Linked DNA regions of Mus musculus: region 2 is linked to region 1. A link is a loop called in an ENCODE intact Hi-C map of the cell type or tissue named here. Cell type or tissue: heart. All regions are shown on one strand. Links, peaks and the distances in the headings refer to the core of each region. The heading gives the core; the rest is flanking DNA.

The links. Hi-C counts contacts between places; a loop is a spot of excess contacts. Peaks named below come from ENCODE experiments on the same cell type or tissue, not always from the same donor. Only the 100,000 strongest peaks of a DNase experiment are listed, where the experiment ranks them.
Region 2: it touches region 1 in a loop (4-fold over the local background); 2 of 42 quality-filtered maps call a loop at or near these places.

The regions. Positions count from the first base shown.
Region 1 is chr3:134,364,850-134,375,349 of GRCm38, reverse strand. It overlaps the pseudogene Gm6077. Among named protein-coding and RNA genes, the nearest start is that of 4930539C22Rik, 54 kb to the left of the region's middle. In heart, for the core only: no CTCF peak of the experiment used is centred there; a DNase peak (open chromatin) is centred at 6,009.
Region 2 is chr3:134,422,387-134,432,886 of GRCm38, reverse strand. It overlaps 4930539C22Rik (RIKEN cDNA 4930539C22 gene), which reads left to right and starts at 9,252. Exons shown (of 9, transcript NR_040600.1): 1 at 9,252-9,343; 2 at 10,316-10,401. In heart, for the core only: no CTCF peak of the experiment used is centred there; no DNase peak of the experiment used is centred there.

The sequences.
Region 1 (10,500 bases), core at 4,791-7,290:
AGTAAATGGCACCGCTGCTTCTCATTTTCTTATCTTATTTCATTTTTAATGTTTAAATTTGCAAAGGAGAAAGAATTACAACACAGAGATACTATTTTCAGCCTATAAGCCATTGCCCATTGGTCATGAGGAAATCCTTGTTGCTGAGTTACTTATTATTTTGGAATATTTCGGGGTTTAAAGCAAGTATGTATTTTGAAACAAACTTCATATTAGAAAACCTTGGATGCAGATACCTTGGGAAGACAATAGAGAGGGTTTTCATAGCTTCATCCTTGGTATTTTCAATTATGAATGCTATCTTGGTGTATACATCTGCCACAGCTAATGAATCAATATGAAAATATGAATACATTATTTTATAATAATATATTTAATTAATATTATTAACTAAAAGTTCAGACTTTTCTCAAAGTTCTTGATTTACCTATGTGCTTTTTCTGTTCCACAAAAGATACCAAGCTGCACCTCTTTAGGCTTCTCTTATGTGTTAGAGTTTCTTAAATTTTGTGTTTAGATGACCTTGACAGCTATATCATATACCATCCTTCAGATGAGATCCTATCTGGCATTTTTCTCATGATAAGATGGATGGCATCCTTATTGTCAAGAAGAAAAACAACAAAAATTAATTAACTTTCCACATGATATTAAGGGGGTCATACTACCAATGTGATTTACCAGCACTGAACCTGACCAAGTGTTCCTATGACCAGTGTGATTTACCAGTATTGACGCTGACCTTGGCAAGTCAACAGCACTCAGAATATAGAACAGAAGGAAAAAACTGATTGACAACTTCATCAAATTAAGACCTTCCACTGAAATACTGAGAAATACTAAAGGGTAATAAAATAAAAACATAGGGGAAGGGCATATTTACAAACCATGACCCAACAGAAAAATAGATGAATAGCCCACCAATCTAGAAAGGAAAAGAATAAACAAGAAAATTAGTGACAAGCAAAAGCCATCAAGAGACAGAGACAGATCAATAAGAGGAGTAGCCAGTAGGTACATGAGGAGTTCTGAACATCTTCGCCACGAGTAACGCAAATCCCAAGTACAATGCCAATTGCCACTCACCACTAAATGAATAAAAAAAGGGATGCTTCCAAATTCCTGTTAGAATATGAAGAAGGACCGCTGGTACATTTTTGGTAGAAGTGTAATATATAACAGGCACTGTATACAACTACATGAAATTATTTCTTCAGGTTCTTTAAACTGCTAAGCAAGCAGCTACAAATATATATATATATATATATATATATATATATATATATATATATATCCATCAGTGTTTACCTGAGCAGTTTTATGAAGGATTCAAAGCTCAATCTCATTTTTAAATCGTGCTTAGATGTTTCATAGATACTTCATTTAATGTATTTTATTTAAATCAGACACATGGTCTGATGTAATCATGGGGGCTGTATAAATAGGTGGTAATATTATAAATACTTGGCTGAATCCTCCCTTGTCTATTCTAGATGGGCCTGTACATGAGAAGAACCTGAATTGGACCCTTGATGTCTAGTCTTAAGGATGAATGGGGCTCTACACATTTTTATCTCCACAAATTCAGCACCATATCTATCAATGATTGAACATAAGTGAGTCAGTATTAGAGGCTGGAAAAATCCTTTCAGATGACAGAGTATGTGAATGCAATGAGATCTATTCTCAGGATGGGTTTCTTGCATGACCTTTCTAGGCCCTGAGAAAGAGGCAGTAGCTGGACCCATAATGTTTCTCAAGCCTTCCTCAGCATGCACTGCAGATAAGAAACCATAGAGTTCATTGTTTGCCTTGGTCCTCACAGGTGCCTGTGTCTGGTGTTGTGCTGAAGATAAGGTGATAGGAAGCTCATGGGTGACAGGTTTCAATGCTATGAATCCATCTGAGATCATCCTCGCCACTGGTCTCAGGAAGCAGTCTCTCTTAGACTGTGGTCAGAGTACTTTGTTTGCCTCTCTGTTCTTTGTTTGCTTCATCCACTCTACAGTGTCACACTCTGTGGGTTTGTGTCTGACATTCCAATGAACCAGGTTTGACTCTTGTACTTTCTACTGAAACAGTGCAGTAGATGTGTGTGGGTTCTCAGAGACAGGTATGTGTAAGGAGTATACATGCAGAGAAGTTAAAGTTGGCATACAAAGGATATGCCATGCACCCATGTTTGTTGCAGCACTCTTACCAAAAGCTAAGGTATGGACCGAGTCTTGATGTTCATCAAGAGATGCACAGAACAAGAAAAAAAATGTTTATACACATGTGAATATATATAGATATCATTTAAGCAGAGAGAAGAATGCAATCCTGCCATTTCCTATAAAATAAATAGAAGCAGAGGAATCAAGCAATGCAAAATAAATAAAACAAAAACAAGTATTACATGCTTTCTTTCATATGTAGAAATAAACCAAAAATGATTGAAAAAAAAAAGAAAGTAAGCCCAACATAGAATAATAATTATGTAGGAAAGGAAAGGGTGCTTGCAAGAGGTGAGAGCAAGAAATGAAAGAAGGCTGGATGGATGTGACCAATGCTCACTGTATGTATGTTTTCTATTAATCTATATTTTAGTCTACCTGAATACATAGATGATAGTGACTGATAGTCCTCTTCAAACACAGATTTTCATACTGTAATACAATTGGCATCACTTCTTACTATAAGGATACACAGAACTTCTGTGATACATTTCCTAACACAATACTTCAGAGGATGCATAGGTTCACTCGTGATAAATGTTATTAAAACATTCTAACAAGGAATTGTCTAAATTGATTTTGAATCCAAAAATATGAATAAAGTTTGGAAATATTAAGAGTTATTTTTATTAATTTTTATTAATTTGAGAATCTTAAAACTTCATATATTGATTCTTCTCTCTCCCAAGTAGGACTGAGGCATCCTTACTTGTGCACTTCAGCTTGTTGTCCTTTTTGAGTTCTGTAGACTGTATCTTGTGTATTCTGTACTGTATCTTGTGTATTCTGTTGGTTTTAGATGAAGAGGAGATCCCAAGACCTGACACTATTACTGAGGCTATGGAACACTCACAAAAAGGGACCTATTGTGACTTCCCTCTGAAAGACCCAACAAGCAGCTGAAAGTCAGGTGCAAATATTTACACCCAACCAATGGACAGAAGCAGCTGACTCCTGTTATTGAATTAGGGAAAGCTGAAAGAAGCTGAGGAGAAGGGCAATCCTGTAGGAAGACCAGCAGTCTCAATTAATCTGGACCCCCTAGATCTCTCAAACACTAGACCACCAAACAGACAGCATACACCAGCTGATATGAGGTCCCCAACACACGTACAGTAGAGGACTGCTGTTTCTGTGTTCATTCAGAGATGATGCACCTAACCCTCAAGAAAAGACCCTGGAGGTCCCAGGGAATTTAGAGGTCTTGTGGGTTGGGGGTGGGGACATCCATGTGGAGACAGGGGATGTGGGGAGGAGGTATGTTATGTGGCAGAGTTGGAGGGTGGATGGGGCAGAATAAAATATGGAGTGTAAAAAATAAAAAATATAAAAAGATTGAAGGAAAAAAACTTCATATATGTATGTGTATAAGTAATTGATTAACAATTTATATAATTATTGAAGTCAGAATCCATGTGATATTATAGTATTGATTTTAGATTCAGGCTGCTCTATGTTCAAATGTCAGCTCTTTCACTGTCTGTGTTTGTAGATGTATATCCACCACTAAGATGTATATACATATATGAATATATATATTCATTACTAAAATGTACACACTAAAAAGTAATATCAGTTCTACTATAAGAGATCCTATCCTTGTAGTTAGAAGTATTTGAAATGAATAATAAATAAATAAATCTAGCAACTAAATGCAAATCTACATTTTCTAAATAAAGCTTCGTGGCCTTAAGCAGTGTGCAAGGCATCATAATACACATGCCTGATTAATGCCAGTAATATAATCTGCCACAGCTTGAAACCAGCCATTGCCTCAGGACTCCTGTCCATGCATCTCTTCCTGCAATAGCTCACTTTTAAATTCTCAAGGGTGAATTCTCATGAGTCTCTTCTGATAATTTTTCCTCTCGGTCAGATATGACCAATGCTTCCTTAAAAATACCTATAGAAGTCCACTGCCCTACAAAGTTTCTAGGTGACTATGATAATCTTCCTGGCTTCAAATAAAATACACAGGATTGCAAATAACTTTCAGTATTCCTTTTTCACAAAATCTGAGTTAGCTTGCCCAGTTGTTCTTGAGCCTACCTACATTTCTTAATGTTTCAAATGCTGTATTTAACTTGTCTCCCTTTGTTCTCCTCTTTATCACCATTCTGAAGTCCAATTTCTAGATCTCAAGATTCCATTTGTCCTTTAGCAGCATAGGAATTTGAATACAAGTATAACAATTGCAAGTCCATAGTTTCTGATTGATGAATTCATTCATCTCCTGATTATATTTATTGACAGCAGGTATTATAGTATTGATGTATAAGCCCAACCAGCTTGGTTATGACATCAGCTGTTTCAGTGACTGGGTCAGTAGGTCTTCATCATTCTAACCTTTGTCTCATACTAACAACACTCCATTTCATTCCAGCCAATAGAGGGTTTTCCTATTAAAACTTTGGGAAATCAAGATGCAGCAAACAGTGATGATGCTGAATCTTGACACCAACCTGCCAGTGGTGTCAACATTCTAATGTATCTTATATAGCTCAGACATGTGAAAACAAACATACACAGACTGAACCACTTCACTCTAAGGGGACTGCCCTTGAGTCGTTTACATTATATAACCAGAAGTCTGCAAAATGATCTGACCTAAACTTGAACTCTAAATCTTATTTTTAACATCCTCAGAATAATAACCCATTAATTCTGCACTAAAACAAAGCTTGCCAGTGCAGGAGGAGCAGTGTGACTAACACATGCCAGGCAGGGTAACTATTGTAAGTACAAATGGGAAGAAATATTAAGGAACCCAGTGTGATTGTCAAAGATTAGATGGGTCTTTGTGACTGAATTACACATTGTGAAGAACCATCACTGTCATTAGTATCTATTGGTTCAACTGCCTGCTAACTTTTCCTAAATGTCCAAATTTCAGAAAAATATGGCTTAAATTTCTGAACACATTGTATTAGTGTTGCAAAATACAGCAACCCTATTACAGTTTAGATATATCTTTCAGATTTGTACATAAAAAAATATAGTAAATGATTTACATATAGTTTTTGCCAAAACTAGAGACAAACCATTGTTTAGAATTTGCCAATAACAACATTAAAAGATTTAATCACCAACTGATTTAAAAGATTAAGTAATGTTTTGTATTTGAGTAACAATCAAAAAGATGCTAAATTAGTAAAAGTCCTGAGACTGAATTATGAATGGAATTGGATGCTTAGGAATGCTACGGGGTAAACATTTAGAAGATTTTTTTTTACATTATCAATTAAGAAGGGTTTGAGCTAAATAAAAAAATTACAGGTTAAAAATATGGCAATAAGAATGTTATATGTTGTGCTTATATAATTATTTCCTTTTGTTCCCTAATAGCTGGTACAAATTGATGAAGCATTATATAATTAACAGATCTTAACATCACTGAAATATGGTACTACCTATCTCAAAAGTCATTCTGAAGAATAATATATCATGAAAACTAAGCCGATACAAACACCCACTGCATATTAGCTAGATGTGAGCTAATACATGGGAAAATTGGAATTGTCTTTTCTGTCTGATAACACAGAGACTAATCATAAAAACAGTCATCTGGGGAAGGTCGTTTTTCTTAGCCTACCTGACATTTGTATGCATCTGGTACTTTAGAGGGTGTGATGTCTACAACTGTGAAGCAGCAATGGGCAGAAGGTGAATGCGAAGTAGAGCACAGCTCCAACCACCAATGAAGGAAACCCCCAGGGAGCTCTCAAGTGTGGCTGCCCCTGCAGAATTACTCCCAACTGAAGCCAATGGGCCAGGCCTTTGTACTCCTACATCAAACAGTTACTGGATGTGTGATTCCCTGGGGAAAAGGCTAGGCAGTTTCCTGCAGCTGAAAGCAATTCTCAGACAGGGACACCGTTGCAAGTTGCCAACAATAAAGCTGGGGGAGTGAATATCTTGGCCTTGAAATGTATCAGCAATATAGCACACCAAAGCATCTATTGTGCGCATACGCAGAGAGGAATATAGCAAGATGCAATGTGCTTTATATTGGTAAATTGTCATGTGCTGTTTCGGCTAATGGAGAAACTGACTCTGAAAGTGGGGTTGCCTCCCCCCTTTCAGACCCAAATGTTTACTTCAAAGTGTCCTCAAATATGTCCTGTCTTGGGCAGGCTTCCCTCTTCAATCTGTAACAAGAAAGGCAGCAAGCAGCCAAGGGTTTGAAACATTGTTTCCATGAGAGCAGCTAGGAAATAAATCATTTCCAAGAGAAGTTGCTATTAGTTCATCCCATAGTATAAAAGATGCTTTCAGGGGTGAGGTGGGGGTGGGGCAGGGGTAAGCCAGAGGATCATGCATGCAGAGTGCTCTGCTGTGTTTGGGCTCTTCCAGGTCATTTAGGGGTGGTGCAGAGCCTGCTTGATATTGTTGTCTATCTTGTACTGCTTTGTGTTCTTTTCCTTGGGAGTCTCACTGAAGGGGACCTTGCTCCATCCAGGACTCTGGAACTGGGACTCTTGCTGGCTTCCTCAATAGGATTTCCACAGCTGTTTCTACTGCCTGCTGTGAATGCCCACTCTGATGATGTCTTAATATTTACCTGATGCTTCTCTCTATCTGATACTCGCTAACTATATTCTTTTGCTTGGTATGTACGTAATAAACTCATTCAAAAAACCCAAAGAAGCAGATCTGTTAGACTGCACAATTTAAATTACACAGATTTAACAAATCCTAGCAAATCTATCAAACTTGCTATAGTTAATAGCAACACGCACATAAATGTACACTGTATACTAACTATACATAATACATATTATATACTATATAAAGTATGCAATATATTTAGTATATAATTTATTTAGTATATAGTATATATACCAAAATCTGCTAAGGGTAAATTTTGTATTAAATAGTCTTAGGACCAAAGGGACATCTTGGTATGATGAGCTACTGAACGCTACACCACTACACTAATATTTATATGTGCTGAAGCTGGAAGTGTGGTTCAGTGGTGGAGTGCTTACCTAGCATGCACATATTCTGGGTTCACCTATAGCAGCACTGCAAAAAAGAAAAAGGAAAGGTCAAAGGAAGGAAGGGAAGAGTGAGAGAGGGAGGGAGGAGATGAGAGAAGGAGGGAGAGAGAGAAGGAGAGAGGGAGGGAGGGAGGAAGGGAGGGAAGGAGGGAGGGAGGGAGGGAGGGAGGGAGGGAGGGAGGGAGGGAGGGAAGAGAAAGAGGAATTGATTCTATCAGCCAAGTCATTCTGCCATTTCTGCTCAGTGGTTCTTAGTTAATTAGGCTTTTCTGCTCCCACCTAGATTGCATGCCAGGATACAGGTCCTTCACTCCCCCAGTTCTGCCCTATGTCCCCCACCCCATCCACTGCTTTTCCCTTTCCCTTATGTAAAGAACAGGCCTTCCAGAGATACAGATCAAATGTGACGTAACAATAAGGCAAGGCACAAACAGGGCTGGACTAGGCAATCCAGTAGGAAGAAAGGGTCCCACAATCAGGTTTGCCCCAACTTCTACCCACTTACTCAAGTACCTGGCAAGTTAAAACATGTGTTTGAAAAATGTACTTATTTTGAATAAATGGGGCAGGAATTTTTCATCTTAAATATGGCAACTTAGGTCAAATACAAAGTTGTGTAACTGGGGTCTTACTGTTTTCTGTTAGAGCAGTAACTAGGACATCATTGAGAAGAAAGCTTTAGCTTTTGAAGGAATACTAGCACAACTTGACTGTTGGTAGTGGGCTTCAGGCTGGACTCCAGGTCTCAGATATTTTTTTTCAGTGGTATCAAGGAGTTATGGAGCTTGGCACCAGGCAGCTGAAAGCCTTCCATTAATTTTCAGAGTCCTAAAGATAGAAGATTTTGTTACTTTCGTGGAAGAATTCTGTTTGGGAGGACAATTTTCCAATAATTTTTACTAATGCCATCTTTAGTAAGAATCTGGAGTCTTTGGGAAAAAGTCCTTAAATATATTTTGTTGGAGTTAGTTCTATAAAGTTTAGTTTTTGCTGAAATTTTAAATAGTATTTTATATTCTAGTTCATTTGGTTATTGTAATTGTAAATGACTAATCGTTAATACTACTTATCCAGATATTGTGACAAACTCTACTAGATATGGTGATGCAAGGGTATTACCGAGAAGCCCAGGAATTCATCTCTGCTTAGTGGTCAGGAAGCCATTTATCACTCATAGACTGGAAAGTACCCGTTCTTCCCTAAGCATTAACCAAAACACCCTCCCTGTTCCTGTTGAGTAAGTGTCTGCACCCATGAGCATATATAATGGCTACATTCCTTCAATATTCTCAGTTTCTTTACTTACATCCTGTCAACTGGAAACATAAAATTGTCATTTTATGACTACAGCTATTTCAGAATATATGGTTATATTCATATGTATCTGTATATTTGTATGTGAAGCTAAGTATAGATCTAACATAGAAACACACTCCAATTTATCTATAAATGTTATAATTTGAATAGATTGGAAGTAAGATATGAGAATGTAGTGTGTGTGTGTGTGTGTGTGTGTGTGTGTGTGTGTGTGTGTGTAGTGTCTGTGTATGTGTCTCTCTGTGTGTCTGTGTGCATGCATATGTGTATGTCTGTGTGTGTGGTGTTGGCTCTAAAATTGAATGAAGAAAAATAATGACAAATGATGACAAAAATTAGATTATAATTTGGTGACATTTTCATTCTTAAGAATCAAATGTGTGGATAGAAGGTGCTGGAGTAGGGGTCATAGTCAGCCTCCAGTGTTAATACTGATCTCTTCTCTCCTCAGTGTGTTCCCTGTCTTGACCTCCTTGTTCTATTTCTTTGTTGACAGCTACTTACTTCAGTTTTATTTTCTTTTGTTTTTACTTTTTTTCTATTTTTCTTTTATTGAAAGTAGATTTTTTCATACAGTATATTCTTATTACAGCTTCCCCTCCCCAACTCCTCCAACAACCTCCCCATCTCCCTCTTATCTGAGTCCACACCCTTCCTCTCTCTCATGAGGAAACAAGCTGGGGCTTTGCAGATGCCGCTGTCCGCTGCAGTCATGGTCCACCCCACCCTGTTATTCAACATCTTGGCCAATGGCTGAGCCCTTGAGAAGCATCTCCTTCGAGCTGTTTGCAGACAAACTTCCAGAGACAGCAGAAACCTTCTGTGCTCTGAGCACTGGGGAGAAAGGACTTGGATAGACGGGTTCCTCCTTTCACAGAATTATACCAGGATTCATGTGGCAAGGTGGCAACTTCACACACCATGGTGCTCCTGGTAACAGGTCCATCTACGGAGAGACATTTTGAGGATAAGAATTGCATATTGAAGCATACAGGTCCTGGTATCTTGTTCATGGCAAATAGTGGGCCAAACACAAATGGTTTCCAGATTGTTTTTATCTGCGCTGCCAAGACTGAGTGGATAGATGGCCACATGTGGTGTTTGGGAAGGTGAAGAGAGGCATGCACAACGTGGAAGCCTTGGAGCATCTGGGATATGGGAATGGCAAGACCAGCAAGATGATCACCGTTTCCATCTGTGGACAACTCTAATTCTTTTGGCTTGTAGGCATCTTACCCACCAGACCATTCCCTCTGTACCTCAGGAGAGTACCTATGACCCCTCCTCATCTGCTCACAATACTCTCTGATCTCTGCAATCATTGAAGTTTTGGGGGTTCCATATTTTCCTCATTCCCTCTCCAAGTCTACCTGGAAAGCAGAGTTAAGTTTATGGCTATGCATAAAAACTAAATATGAAAAAAGAAAACAAATATGTATCTTAAAAATAATAGTAAAATATAAAATAAAATAAATCAAACAATTGGAATAGGACAAAACAGATACAAGAAAGATGCCAAAGGAAAAGCAGGAGAAACATCTATTTGTAGTAGTTTCTAAAGCAAGCAGTTAGAAAAGAATTCTACTCGTTATTGCAGAGAGTTATTTTTGTGGAAAAAAAATTGCTGTAGGGTGTGAAATTTAAAAAAAAAAATACATACGGTCCGTTAATCAAGTTAAATACATTCTCTGTGAATTTTTTCTTTCTTCATAAAAAAAAAAATTCTAGCAGTTTTTGAGAGCAGTTGCCTGGTGCTAGTCTGTGATTATTTACTTCCTAATATCATTGCCCACAGACTCTGTACACATTTTCAAACATCAAAATTCAAATAAGCAATATGATTATGTTTTTTTCCTTTGAAACCTTATGGGTTAGGTATTATTGACCTTATTGCAAATGTCTCAGATCATGAACATACAGGAATCATCACCCTAAGGGAAATAAACAGACATACTGAAGACGAACAT
Region 2 (10,500 bases), core at 4,715-7,214, 58 kb before region 1:
ATCTTCTTTAATTTCTTTCTTCAGAGACTTGAAGTTCTTTTCATACAGATCTTTCTCTTCCTTAGTTAGAGTCATGCCAAGGTATTTTATATTATTTGTGACTATTGAGAAGGGTGTTGTTTCCCTAATTTCTTTCTCAGTCTGTTTAGCCTTTGTGTACAGAAAGGCCATTGACTTGTTTGAGTTAATTTTATATCCAGCTACTTCACTGAAGCTATTTATCAGGTTTAGGAGTTCTCTGATGGAATTTTTAGGGTCACTTATATATACTATCATATCATCTGCAAAAAGTGATATTTTGACTTCTTCCTTTCCAATTTGTATCCCCTTGATCTCCTTTTGTTGTCCAATTGCTCTGGCTAGGACTTCAAGTACAATGCTGAATAGGTATGGAGAAAGTGGGCAGCCTTGTCTAGTCCCTGATTTCAGTGGGATTGCTTCCAGCTTCTCACCATTTACTTTGATGTTGACTACTGGTTTGCTGTAGATTGCTTTTATCATGAAGACCAAAGTGTGGGCACTTTGCCCCTTCTTAGAATTGGGAACAAAACACCCATGGAAGGAGTTACAGAGACAAAGTTTGGAGCTGAGGCGAAAGGATGGACCATCTAGAGACTGCCATACCCAGGGATCCATCCCATAATCAGCCTCCAAACACTGACACCATTGCATACACTAGCAAGATTTTGCTGAAAGGACCCTGATATAGCTGTCTCTTGTGAGGCTATGCAGGGGCCTAGCAAACACAGAAGTAGATGCTCACAGTCAGCTATTGAATGGATCACAGGGCCCCAATGGAGGAGCTAGAGATAGTACCCAAGGAGCTAAAGGGATCTGCAACCCTATAGGTGGAACAACAATATGAACTAACCAGTTCCCCTAGAGTTCGTGTCTCTGGCTTCATATGTATCAGAAGATGGCCTAGTTGGCCATCATTGGGAAGAGAGGCCTCTTGGTCTTGCAAACTTTATATGGCTCAGTACAAGGGAACTCCAGGGCCAAGAAGTGGGAGTGGATGGGGAGGGGAGGGGGGAGAGTGTGGGGGACTTTTGGGATAGCATTGGAAATGTAAATGAAGAAAATACCTAATAAAAAAAGAAAAAAAAGAAAAGGAATGCTGTTTTATGTAATAAAACATAGAGCTTTTTAAAAAAAAAGTCTTATCCACTATGATACAACAGTCTGTATGAAAATTTCAGGACATAATGATAAATAGTGTGTTTGTATTTGTGGAACTCGTTGAGGAATAAAACAGTTGGAGACTCATTTATGAATACTAAAACTGAACATCATCTAGTTATAAATGGAATTATACATCATTATAAACTACAGTATGCATTATTTCTCTATTTTGACTAGGTTGCACACTACCAGAAATTTGGAGTGATGGTATTCTATTGAGATAAGTTGACAGAATAAGTTGACAGAATCAAGTATGGATTCATTAAGAATAATCAGGGTGGTAATATAAGTAAATCTAGATCAAAGAATAAGGAAAAGGAAATAAAAGTTTTCAAATGAATCAGGAGCAACAGTGACTGTACACCATGCCTACTAGAGGAGAATAGAAGGGAATCAAGAATGTTCCCACAGATTTTGTGTATCCTAAATAAAAGGATCAAATAAATAGAATAAGAGGCATAAATAGTTTTCAGATCTTCAGTGACATTAATTCTAACTTTAGTTCACTGGGTTTTCTTTCTTATTATAAAAAGACAAAAGGTCCAAGAAGCTAGTTCAATTGACCCGTGCTGCAGGTTTGATACTGCTATTAAAAAAAAGTATTTGGGAAGTGGCAGGGGTGGGGGCAGGGGAGGGGAGGTAGAAAGAGAGAGAGAGAGTGAGAAGGGAGGAATAGAGGGAGAGAGGGGAGTTATATAATGACAATTACCATCTTGGAAATATTGTCTGTAACCACACTCACATACATGATTTACAGAAGTGGATGCTCACAGTCAGCTATTTGACGGAACACAGGGCCCCTAATTAAGGAGCTAGAGAAAGTACCCAGGAGCTAAAGGAGTCTGCAACCCTATAGGAGGAACAACAATATGAACTAACCAGTACCCCCCAACCCAGAGTTGCATCTCTAGTTGCATATATAGCAGAGGATGGCCTAGTTGGCCATCAGTGGGAGGAGAGGCCCTTGGTCTTGCGAAGATCATATGCCCCAGTACAGGGGATTGCCAGGGCCAGGAAGTGGGAGTGGGTGGGTTGGGGAGCAGGAATGGTGGAAGATATAGGGGGCTTTGGGGATAACATTTGAAATGTAAATGAAGAAAATATCTAATTTAAAAAAGTATTTGGCTTTCTTTTCGAGAAAAAGTCACTTGTTCTTTGTCCACAGTTTTAGATCCAGCTGACTGTACTGAAGATATCTCTAAGCTATTGAAGAGATTATATGTCTTTGCCATCCTAAGTGTTCAGAGACAGAAACAAGATCCAAGCCAAAGTAGTTGAAATCTGAGACTTAACTCCTAGAGTTTTGTGGTGACAAAGAAAGATGATTTTCTTATGTTATTCCATATCCTACTGAGAAGCAGGATGTAAGGCAAGTACTAATGGCAGCAATTTTGGCATGCTGAAAAAAGTTATTTATGGATAGTGTTAAGCCATAAGAGAGCAAATCCAATTGAAAATACAGATTTGACAACACAATATAATCCTTTAGAGAAATATGAACATAGAGATATTCATATTTAATGTAGTCCCTAACTAACATCCATTTTCTACATGGAGAAAATATACATTACTGAAAATACACAACCAAAATTCACATAATAAAGCCAAGTGTTAGGTTGAACTGCAGCCTAATTATTAGAAACTCCTGCTTGCAAAAATTTAATAAATAATATGTTCCACATTACTTTATAACATGATTTTATGCATCTGAAAAGTCTTTGAAAACCATTGTTTTCCACATGTAGCAATCAAGAGGCTTTTATTTTAAGGACAATAGACATAAAATTGCTAATGCATTTTCCCTCAGGGCATTATTGCTATTAAGAAACCCTCTCAATATAGAATATGCTGTGTAACTAAAAATAGAAGTAGAGGTCATTGGGAACACACTGTTAGTTGTTTTCTTACATGGCTCAATTCTATCTTAGGTCTCTGTTCAAGCATCAACTTTAGGGTGGTCACTCCTCAAAGACTCCCAGCCACCTTTCCATCATCGCTTTGGTTTCATTTTGGAATACATTAGCATCTGGAATAGAAACAAATGGTTGTTTTTAACTGTATGTCTCTTTCCAGCAGAAAGCAAGTTTCACGAAATTGAGGTTTTTCTTTCCTTTGTCTTCTTTATTCCCAGTGACTGCAAGATAACCAAGTGTATGACAGATGAACTAGTGATAGTTGTTGATACAGAAACTGACCAGTAGGGTCACTGGGAGAAAGAAACATATCCAAAATGATTCGGCTGCATCAAGAGATTCTGATCTGAGCCCATCGGCGGATTCATAGATAAATTCTTCTGGCTTTGACTGTCAGTGTCCAGTCAGACATCATGGGATGTGCCATGGCTTACACTTTCAAGAATTCCATAGGATGCTCTATTGAGAAAGACGGCACAGGTCACTAAGTTTGCTGGTAGATGGTGTGTATCATGAAAGTAAAAGAGTCGGATATTTGTGTGCAGCCTGAACTAGAACAATGGAATTCCTAGTCACTGGTAAATGAAAGGGGAAATGAATGGGGAAAAGAGTGAAGAGTTTGACTCCTGTTTGAAATACTTTTCCAAATACTGATCCAATAGTCAGTTCTCCAAGACCTGATACTAAGGCAGGAAATTACTGTTCTTGTGATGTGTGGTCTCCCATCTCCTCTTGAAATGGCAATGGAACAAAGGATGTATACTTCAGAAGTTTGTTGTAAGAGCTGGAAAAACTTAGTAGTCAGCCAGTGAGACAAGTACTTGGAAGCACCTAAGTGTGAACTGTTAACTATGGTGAGGGCAGATTATCGAGAGATGGTAATACTCTACATTACAAGGACAGACTTTAAAATAGCATAACACTTGCTGTCCCCTCTTCTTTCACTCAAATGATGGATGTCCATCTATTTACTGGAGGGCAAAAATGGGCACTCAAACATAGTTAGGACGTTTTCATAAACATGTACATTTGAAAGCATTTTTCCCTTGGTCATCGATAGTACTTTACCACTGACTATTATTCACTGTTATTAAAATACAGAGTTTTCAGAAGCACACAGATTAAATAAATTATTCTACTGTATCATACATATATATGGAATATATGATATATAATATATGTATGTTTGATAAGACTATATATCTGCCAACTGCTTGGGAAGGCTCCCAAACCTTGTAATATTTCAGTCTATTTAAGTTGCTGGTTTCCTTGACTTTTCTCACAATCTGCTTATGTTCTGCGTATTGTGGCTGTAATGTAGAACTTCCTGCACCAACAGCATCTCCTATGATTATTTTTCCTCTCCTTTTTACACTCGTCCTAAAATTTTGTGAGGAGATCCTAAGTGAAAATTCACAATTCAGATTAAAGTAATTTATAAGCCAGTCAAAATAATCAAATTTTATTGTTTTCATTCCCTGTAAAAGTTGTGGTGCTCTTGACCAACCAAAGAGCACTTCCTGTTCACCACTTAAGTCAGAGAAATCTGTGGGAGGCCCAGAATGAGAAAAACAGAAAAACAGTCTTTCTTGTAAGACTGTAAAACTGTATAAAAGCCTGAATTGTCTTCATGAAAGCAAAATGTCTATATTTTATAAGCAAGGGGGGCAAGCACAAGGAATTTCTCCTTGGCAAATGTCTGATCTTTACTGCTTTTCAGATTTCTTCTCTACTTACTTAAGAGGCAGATTTTTTTTAAGGCCATGGAATAAAAGAAGGAAAGCAATCATCTAAAAGGAACAGGCAGGGTTTAAAAATGATGCTTGCAGAAAAAAAATAATTAGTAAGGGCATCCAGGGGACATTTAAAATGGGAAAGCTATAACAGAGTACCATCATCAAAGGATGCAGAGGGAAGCTTGCCAGAGATTAGAAGTGATTATGAAGTCAGAACATGACACAGGAAGGGTGGGCTAACTATTTCTTAGGGACAAGAGAAAAAGCGGGATCCAAAAAGGTGAGGGTTGAAATTCTTAATAGCTACTTTACTTCAGTCATCGACAACAATTACAATAGAGACAGGATGCTCAGGGCAATAAGAGTTAATGAGAAAAACATGTAATGCGGCAAAATTTGAAGCATATTCAGCTTTAAAAATGTCTAAGCAACTTGGAATATATTAAAATCAGCACAATACATGGCATTCATTGTAGAATACTAATTTTTTTTTGCAAAGTTGAAACTAGTAATAAGACCATTGCAACACAAGTAGAGTTACCTTTCAAATACTTCTTTCTCTTCCAAAAATCACAAAAGCAGCCTTGTAAAAACTATCACTGCTCAATGTCCTTGGAGGATTAGATTGAAGACCTCTGAAGATCTAGAATCTACAGATCATCAGATCCATTATATAAATGGTGTTCAGCCTACACAGAAGCCATGTGCATCCTCTTATATGTGTAAACCAGTTCTGCCTTAGTCCTAGTAGTTCATACAACATAAACGCTATGTAACTATTTACTAAATAGAGTCATTTAGGAATAATGGCAAGAACAGTAAAGTCTGTGCAAATTCAATTCAGGCACTACTTTGTTTTGTTTTATGTAAACCATGTATTTTTTTCTTCCAATTTTTATTAGGTATTTACTTCATTTACATTTCAAATGCTATCCCGAAAGTCCCCTATACCCTCTCCCCACCCCTGCTCCCTTACCCACCCACTCCTACTTCTTGGCCCTGGTGTTTCTCCTGTACTGAGGCATATAAAGTTTGCAAGACTAAGGGTCCTCTCTTCCCAGTGATGGCTGACTAGGCCATCTTCTGCTAAAAATGCAGCTAGAGACATGAGCTCTGGGGGTACTGGTTAGTTCATATTGTTGTTCCACCTATAGGGTTGCAGACCCCTTCAGCTCCTTAGGTACTTTCTCTAGCTCCTCCACTGGGGGCCCTGTGTTCCATCTAATAGCTGACTGTGAGCATCCACTTCTGTATCTTAATGGCATCCATCCCTCCTACCTGACTCCTCAAAAAAATCTCTATTTACCCTTCCCTCTTCATGTAAGCTGCTGTGAGCCACAGTTCAGTCTGGAGATGTGGATCCCATAAACACAGAAGCCGGGTGCTGAATAAAAACCTTGAAACATTCCACTGTCTACCCCTCAGATACATATTAACAGTTGGATGGTTGTATTTCTGGGCCACTTTTGGAATCTAGACACACATCACTAATACATACATATATTGCAAGTGTAATTTCTACTCCAATACAGATAGAAAAAAAAAAAACCTTTTATTTTTCACATTAGGACTTGAATTGTATTATGTGCCCCAGTTCTAAGATCCATTTGTTTGGTCTCTGAAGTTGTATCTATAGGTTTTGGGTTTGTGTTATAGTGAGTGTCGGGACTAAATTCAAGTGATGTCACCTAGGACACCTCTACAGAAAGTGGTGGGTATCCCCAACCAGTGTTCAATGTTTTCTCACTGAGGTCTACCCATGTGCCTTCTCTAGCTTGTTACCACTGCTCCTCTGTGCTGTACGTCTGGAGACCAATCTCACCTGAATAACTGCAGTTGTCTCTCGGTTACCCAATTGCTGCCTCCATGTCTCCTATCCACTTATTTGTCACACATGAGTTAGGGTATTAATAATCAAATGGCAACAAATCATACTGACCAACTGCTTAACATCTTCAATGGATTCACCTTACCAGAGGATAGTTCAAGCTCTGACAGCCTTGCCAACATCCTAGTGATCTGATCACTATCTGTGGAACCCATGAAGCTCTGTCCCTCTGCCCACTTGGTCCAAGCTCATCTCTGTCCTAACATAAGTCATACTCTCACCTACAAGCCTTAGATACTCCTGTTTAAAATATCCTTCACAGATGTGTTTCTCAAGTCTGTGTTTAGGCTAGTTTCTTACAGATATTTTCTAAATATAAAAGTTTATTCTTGTTGCCCCAATATATCACATAGGTCTTAGAATCTACAATTTCATTGTTTTTAGTACTATAATGTAAGTTGTATAAAACAGTTTATTACTGTTGCCCAGGTTTTCATAAAAGTATCTGGAATATAATATGCTTTAAATAAACAGCCTTTGAATAGATAAATAAACATGACAGACCCCATACATTATGAAGAGAATCACAGAATCTTCCTAAATTTGTGAAAACAAATAATGAATTTCAATTCACCAGTTAGCAAATCAAAACATTTTCTTTATAATTATATAGTTAACTGTTAAAACAAAGTGGTATATATGATTGAAATTATATCAATCCATACTTGCTCCCTCACCACTTAATAGTACATTTTGGAAAGCATTCCTTATTAGAATTTATGGATCTAGCTTGTTTTGAATTTTGAATAGTAATATAGTACATAGTATGAATACTCTGTGTATGTTCATACATGAAAATGGATGGGAAGAAAATGTAGAATATAATAGAAAAATGGTAGGCAGAGACAGACAGAGAGATAGACAGACAGACAGACATGGTTACATAAGAAAAGTGACATAATCAAATTATGGCAATTTAAAGTTTGTTAAAGGGTCTACTCCTGAGAAAGTAGCCAAGGTATAAATAATGCAGGCAGGACAGAAGCCTGAGCATCATAACTCTGCTAGGCCCAAAGGAAAGAGGACACTGTGACCTACTCTTACTCAGTGTCTGTTCCTTATTGATCAGACTCATTTGCACAAGACAGTATGGGAAGACAAGCATTTACCTTTACATGTATCTCCGGGAACTTTTCAACAAAACCCACCTAAACACACGCACACGTGCATACGCACACACACGCACGCACACACGCACACTGAATTTGTGCTCAATTTTTATACCACAGATGGTCTATGTAGGAATTGTCACAGCACAAACTTTCCTATATCAGATTATATGAAATTGTATAGCAAAGTATTCAACATAGTCCACCATGTATTTATAGCTGATCTCTAATTTTCTTCTAAATACTTTTAATTGAAAATAATTTTAAGATATTTATACATCTTGTGTGATCTGAATATACCTTTATCTGAGTTCTTGAGCATACTAGACATGTAGCTTTTTGTTCAAAGGAAAAGTACCTTAGATTTAAAAAAAATTAATATGAAATTCAGATGTCCCTGACCAACCACAGGGTTCTGCCCCAACAAACAAATCATGAATTGAAAATACGTCCCATCAAAAATACGTTTAGCCAGCAGGGAGTAAGTTTCTCAGTCAGTTTGAGATTGATTTCTCTATGTCCCACAGCTGAGATGTGTGGAGTCTTCAACAATAGTGTCTTAACATGTGGTTATAGAGGAAAACCAAGGGCAATCACAATATCCTGTGTTGTTTTCTGAGACCTCTGAGTTCTCCCCGATCAACAACTCATCAGGAGGTAACCCCATGCCTTGTATTGAAATTTTCATTTAATAACCTATGTTTTCTGGGAACAACATTATTCACCCAGGTAGAGTAATTCCATTCAAACTCTGGTGTGCGTGTGTGTGTGTGTGTGTGTGTGTGTGTGTGTGTGTGTGTGTTTAAAGTTGTATTTTGAGATTAGTTTCCGAAGTAGTGGATTTCCTTAAATATTTCCCATAGAACCTTAGTTCTGGTTAATCTATAAACTATTTCTTCTCTTTCCTACCCACACTCTCACCTTTGCTTAGTCCTTTAGCTATCAGTATCCCCTCTTTTCTTTCATTGCATATGTGTTCTACAATGTGAGATAACAGGATTCCATGTTGTTCTCTTGTTTTTGATTTTTGTTATTGTTGTTGTTGTTGCTTTAGGATAGTCCTTACATCATGTTTTACTCACGCTCCTGCCTCCTCCCCTACTTAAACCTTTTTCCCTCTAATATCTAACTTCAATACTTTGATTTGACCTACAGTCTGCTAACCCACTACCTTAAGATATCCTGACTCCCTAATACAGATCACTTGCTAGTCCCCCGCCTTTCACTTGTGCTCCAAGTTAAAGAGACAAAACCAAAGGTCTGAAGTACAAGGTGTTCTGTAGGCTACCAGGGAAGAAAAGACACCAAGGTTCTTACTTAATACTGGACATGGCATTCTGCAAATAGTAACCTGACACTCACAATGTGCTTTCTGATGCAATAATGGTGGGACTATCATGGAGGAACCAAGTTTCTCACTGCTGTTTGAAGCCTGCCCCACAGGAGGGAATTTCACGCCCATTACCGAAATCTTGTACAGAAGTCTATAGCTGAAGAGATCACAGGTTCCAGATAGTACGTGAGATTTTTATATTGCTAAGTGTTCCAACTGTCTTTCAAATGCTTATGTGCATAGCGATAGACCTAGGCTTCTCTCAGCCTTTGTCAGGGAAGCTTTTTTTGTGTAGCAGCAGGCAATGCTGTGGTGCATGACTGGGACTGAGTTCACAGCCCTAAACGAACCATCTCTCCTCAAGCAGCAATCAGGGAAAGTAACCCAAGGGGAAGCAGAAAGGATGGGCAAGCAGAAGGTTGAGGAGTTCTGTGAAATGCTGTCTTCTAGGCAGAGCACAGCAATCACTCTCAGAAATGTTCAGCAGTTGGGTTACCTGTCCAAGAGGAAGCCAGCCAGAATTCTGGCTCTGATGGGTTGGATCATCTCTAGACCCCGCCAGTTACCGAGGGCAGGAGGCACAGCTTACAGAAAACATTAGAAAATCCAGAGTTGTCAAAGGTTAAGTTTGTTTGTTTGTTTGTTTTTTCTTCTTCAAAGGAAGAAAATGACTGATACCTTTTCACCCAGAAGGCTGGAGTGGGTGTTGTAATAAGTGGGTGATCTTTTTAGCTATTCTGTGACCCAGCCTTCCTGAATTCCCAGTATTCTGACCATTGTTTAGGCCCTGATCCTGAGCTTAGCCTCTCAGTGAATAAAACCTATCCTTATGACTTTGCATCCTGCAATAGAATCTAACCTTATGATTATTATAACGTCTTCCTTCCTTGCCCCTTCCCCTGAACACTGTTTCAGTCAACAGAACTCATTCTTATTTTAAAGGCCATGGTGCTATGCTCCTATTCAGGGAGGGTTCCAAGTAGCTATCCCTGAAGCTTTGTTGGGATAATTGTCACATGGAGACTTTTTTCTAAAGTTTTCCCGTGCTTAAAGGCATAAACAAAATAAATCACAAGGTCACACTCTGGAAATTTTCGGCCCAGTGCCTTCTAACCCAAGTGGTCCTGACCCAAGTTTCATTCTTTACCTCTCAGGAATCAGTTCCCCGCCATCCGTGAAGCTCACAGCGACCCCGACAACAGAGGAGCTAGAGGAGGAAAAAAATCATTCTTTTTTGAAGGTGTGGCCACTTATAGTTTTCTATGCTCCAGTGTTCAGTCCTAATACATGTGGGCAGACTGAGAGGAGTATAAAAACAAAGATAGTAAAGGATATAAAA